Regions from separate parts of the Homo sapiens genome. Here region 1 is linked to region 2. A link is an interaction called in ENCODE POLR2A ChIA-PET data of the cell type or tissue named here. Cell type or tissue: PC-9. All regions are shown on one strand.

Region 1 (2,500 bases), 120 kb after region 2:
GGATGGTGCAGCAACCAGGAGGGACAACAGGCGCCACACTGTCTGTCTACTCCGTCTTTCCAGCAGCCCTTTTCTCTAAAACTGCCCTGTGACCACACAGACCCTCACCTGGGCCTGCACCTTGTTCCAAGCTGACCCTGCCTCTCTACTTGAAACTCTCATTCCCACTATTAGGGGCAAAAATCTTGATGGAACAAATTTACAAAAAGGTGCCTATGCTTAATGACTCATTATTATAGCTTCCATGGGGAGCATTTCCATTTCTTAAGCCAAATAAGTTAATCTCAAATGATGAACTATAACAGGCAGTGAAAGACAAATTTTTGTTTTTTAGCAAATCTAAAACCATCTCTATTTCAGACAAAGAAAGTTAATTAAAACATAATAGAAGATAGTGTGAAAAACTAACAAAGGACTTGCTCACTTTTTTCAAAGTTCGTTTAATTTAACAAAAACAAAATCATGTCATACATCGAGGATTTCCTCTGCCTCATCCTCTTCCCCATCCTCAGCCTCATCTTCTTCCCGTCCTCAGTCTCTTCTTTGGCCTCTAAAGGAAGCTCAGGTATTACCACCTTCCTTCCCACCCTGGAAATTTTATCTTGATCATCTCTCATTTCTCTGTGTCACCTCCAACTTTGTGTATCGTTTCTCCTATTGTTATGTGCTGGTTAATTTGCTTCGGGTTGACATCTTGAGCTGTTCTGGGATCCAGGTCTTTCTTGACTGGTCTTATATCATCTAAGTGGAGTGCTACCAACATGTGCTTATTAGCTGTCTTTCACTGATTACTTGACTGAGTTTCATCCTCACTGACATTTATACCAGGACCATGTAATTTTGTTGCTTAGTTTTCTTTGCTCTCACTGTTACTTTTCTTTTCAACCTTCTCTCTTTTTTTCTTTTCTGTTTTGTGGCTTCTTACTTCCTTGACTGATGGAAAACATGTTTTCAAAGCAAGCTGCTGCTGCTTCCCTCTTTAGTAAAGTACAAAATATATAAAAGTTCCTTTCAATGAGTACTTCCTGAATGCCTACTATATTCAGGCTGCTGGACGTCTAATTCTCAGAGCTTGTGTTTAAATACATAACTGTCCCCCTTGTGGCCTTCCTCAGTGGATGAGATAGTAACTGTGCCATGTTGGGGTCACTGGCACAGTCCTGTCTTTTGAGAACTGACTGTCCTCAAGGTGGATGATCCTGAAGTTTCTGTCTGGGGAAGAGGAGCACCAGTGTTCCATGTGGGCTGCCATCTTATCCCCTTCACCATCCATCCCCCTTCCTGGAATGCACTGTCACGACGCCACATCACAGCATCTCTGAGCCCTTACAGAGGTGCTGAGGGTGACTCACTCTACTTCTGAATAACTCCCTAAGAAGATGCATATTTATGCCATAAGTCACAGCATCTTATCCCCGAGGGGATACTCCTCTGGCAGCTGGGTCTCTTTCAGGCCCATGCTTAGCCACATGATTTTACTCTGAGCCCCATTTAAGGCATTTCCTGCCCACATTAGGTTTTCCAGTTATCTCAGGTGAGACACTACCCTGAAAATCCCCAGGGCTACTCCACTTGATGGAGCTGAGCCATCTCTGTGTCTTTGCCTTCTGGAACTCAGCAGCCATGTCCATGCCCCATTGCCCACTATGAAAATCCACCTGGGGAGATATTAAAATCACCCTACCCAGATCCAGTGATGCTTCTTTCATTGTCCCCAGGTGTCTGAATCTCCCTGGCTCCATGCCCCATCTCTGAAGACCAGCTGTGAATACGTGAGCCTCTACCACCAGCCTGCCGCCATGATGGAGGACAGTGATTCAGATGACTACATCAATGTTCCTGCCTGACAACTCCCCAGCTATCCCCCAACCCCAGGCTCGGACTGTGGTGCCAAGGAGTCTCATCTATCTGCTGATGTCCAATACCTGCTTCATGTGTTCTCAGAGCCCTCATCACTTCCCATGCCCCATCTCGACTCCCATCCCCATCTATCTGTGCCCTGAGCATGGCTCTGCCCCCAGGTCGTCTTGCACACCTTGGCAGCCCCCTGTAGTTGACAGGTAAGCTGTAGGCATGTAGAGCAATTGTCCCAATGCCACTTGCTTCCTTTCCAAGCCGTCGAACAGACTGTGGGATTTGCAGAGTGTTTCTTCCATGTCTTTGACCACAGGGTTGTTGCTGCCCAGGCTCTAGATCACATGGCATCAGGCTGGGGCAGAGGCATAGCTATTGTCTCGGGCATCCTTCCCAGGGTTGGGTCTTACACAAATAGAAGGCTCTTGCTCTGAGTTATGTGACATGCCTCAGCCCCATGGACTAAGCAGGGGTCTGGTATAAAAACACTCCTGGAAACGCCTTTGCCCTGATCCAAATGTTAGCACTTGCTAGTGAACGTCTACTTATCTCAAGTTCTATGCTAAAGGCAATTTATCTTGATGTGATGATAAACCAAACTTATTAGCAAGATATGCATATATATCCATAAATTCTCTTTACTCTG
Region 2 (2,500 bases):
AATCCTTGGGACTTTCAGAGGGAAGATGGCACTGCCTTCCTTTGCTACTACTATTGTTACAATGACATTGAAACTTTTTTTCCCTAAGGAATTAGAGTTGGGAGGAAGCTACATGGGACATTTCTCTTGTTCATTTGACATAGGCTAGGGAATCTCATTGGGAATGTGTGCAACAACAGAGGCACTAGAAAGAAAGAGATTCACTAGAAAGAAAATAGGTTTGTGTCAACCACTGCAGGTGCCCTGTTCATGCCTCCAGGCTAGGGAGTTAAAGATGGGTATCGTAGCGGTGGTTGTGATGATGTTGATGATATTGACTGTGATAGCAGGTGACAATTTGCTCTGTGCAAAGTGTTTTAAACGTTCTCACAATAACCCCATGAGGTAGGTATTATTAAGGGACCTGTTTCTTCTCTCAAGTCTACAGTCTCCCATCAAACCAGAACCCTTCTTTTCTGAGATCCTGTTTCTCTTGTTTCAATTTAGTTTGATCCTAGATAGATCTTGTCTTTTTCTTGTTACAAGAACAATAATAGTTAATTATTGACTCATGAGGTCTTAGGGTATTTACTACCAACTAAACTGTGCTAACTGTTCTCTCATTTAATCCTTATACTAACATTATTTAATGAGGAAAAACAGACTCAGAGTAATTTGCCCCAAGTCACATAACTGTAAATGGCTAAACTGGGATTTGAGCCCAGACCCAACTAACTCCAGAACCCAAGGTATTGACGCCTGTAATATTTATTGCTTATAGTAATGAAAATGTAGATTAAGCTCCTTGGTTCAGAGAAAAATGTAAGAGAAGTAGTAGAAGCTTCTTTCTGACTAGACTGCCTCTCCACCAACTAAGTCTGTCCTTCTGCATGTATTTAAGCCAGCTTCAGGGTCCTTCCATGCAGGCCGGGGGTGTCGGGCAGTGGCTGTTCATGCCCCCCTTCCAGCTCTCTGCTTGCTTGGTGTCCTTCCCGCCATGCCGCCCAGGGCCTGGGCAGAGCCTTGCCGAAGCCTCGGCTCATGTGTGGCTTTGATTCTTCTCTTTTCAGGCCCGGCTTGGGACATTGTTCACTTCCCCTCGCTTCCCCTCTAGAAGCCCCCTTTGCCATCCCTGCACCTTGTTTCGGGTGATGCCCGAGAGGGAGCTGTGGCCAGCGGGGACTGGCTCAGAACCCGTGACCCGTGTCGGCAGCTGTGACAGCATGATGAGCAGCACCTCCACCCGCTCTGGATCTGTACGTAATACTCTCCCTCCCGCAACCTGGTCTGCTCTCTGCACACCTGCCCTGCCCTGCCCTGCCCTATCCTTTCCTGCCACCCATCCTGGCTCACTGCACCTTCTCTTTCATTGTTGGGGAGTGATTCACAACACCAGTGGGTGCTTTCTGCCTGAGTCAGCCCTGGCTCTATAGAGAATAGGATGGGACGACCTTAGAGAGCAACTGGGCAAATGAGACTTTTTCCGCCGATTTTCATTAGGTTGGGGGTTGGGTTGAGCAGAGAGAGTAGGCCTGTAATCTGAGGTCATGGTGGAAACCAGAACATAGATTCTTGTAGCACATGGATTATTGAAGTTCTCTGCAATGAGCAGCATTACTTTAGTCTCTTACAAAGATCAAAGAAAATAGGTAATTAGGAGCCTAGGTTCTGGAACCAAACAGATTTAAGTTCTCTACTTATAAGCTGTATGACCTTGGGCAAATTACTTAATTTCTCTAAGCTTTAGCCTCCTCAGTTTTCAAATGGGATACTTAGTGTTCATACCCAATTCAATTTGTGGGGAGTAAATGTGATACAGGTAAAGCACCTAGCATATGCCTCTATATAGAAAAGAATCAGCCTTTCTAGGAGCAGAGACTGAGAATCTTCCAAAGTCACTGTGTTTAGCTACTTGTGAGTGGCATTTAATAAACTGTAATTTTTCTGGGCATGAATTTAAATCTCAGTTGTTGTGAGGCTGGTGTGAAAGAGTAAATCTGTGCTGCATCCAGACGCAAACATTTGTTGTTCATGCTTGTCACATACATAAGAATCATAGAGAATTTATGCTTTTTTGCATTGTATCCTATAGAGGTATTTGAAAATTTAAGGGTGTCTACTGAATGTCAAGATGTTTAAGACAACCAGTGGATTTTGATATGTAAAAATAGAGTAGAGAAAGAAACACACATGCACAAATCCAAAGTGCAGACAATCATACAAATTTCATTTTGACCCTAGATAATGGGGCTGTGGAGACGTCTTTCTATGTCTTTTAGGCTGAGGCCAACGTGAATAGTCACATAGCATTGGACACAGAATGTGACAGGGATTAAAGGTTTTCAAAGTGAATCATTCATGAAGGAGAAACTCAGAGTCAGCTTATCCTTGGCAAGGCTATTTTAGGAGGAAGAGGACAATAAAGATATTTTTCTTCAAGAAACTCTTGGCGTCAGCTTCAGAGCTTCCAGGGGCTATATTTGGGGCTTGCTTTAACATGTAGGCCCACATGCGAAAGGAA

Evidence for each region. ChIA-PET counts read pairs that join two places held together with the same protein. Peaks named below come from ENCODE experiments on the same cell type or tissue, not always from the same donor. Only the 100,000 strongest peaks of a DNase experiment are listed, where the experiment ranks them.
Region 1: POLR2A ChIA-PET joins it to region 2 with 5 read pairs; 4 of 35 experiments call an interaction of 5 or more read pairs at or near these places.

What each region holds. Positions count from the first base shown.
Region 1 is chr1:206,904,366-206,906,865 of GRCh38, reverse strand. It overlaps FCMR (Fc mu receptor), which reads left to right. Exons shown (of 8, transcript NM_005449.5): 8 at 1,719-2,500. The coding sequence ends at 1,847. Among named protein-coding and RNA genes, the nearest start is that of IL24, 8.2 kb to the right of the region's middle. RefSeq lists an enhancer at 949-2,148. In PC-9, no CTCF peak of the experiment used is centred here; a DNase peak (open chromatin) is centred at 1,375; H3K27ac peaks cover 629 bases.
Region 2 is chr1:207,026,229-207,028,728 of GRCh38, reverse strand. C1orf116 (chromosome 1 open reading frame 116) reads left to right here. Exons shown (of 4, transcript NM_023938.6): 2 at 1,050-1,235. The coding sequence starts at 1,131. Among named protein-coding and RNA genes, the nearest start is that of C1orf116, 5.3 kb to the left of the region's middle. In PC-9, no CTCF peak of the experiment used is centred here; a DNase peak (open chromatin) is centred at 1,338; H3K4me3 peaks cover 1,222 bases; H3K27ac peaks cover 2,500 bases.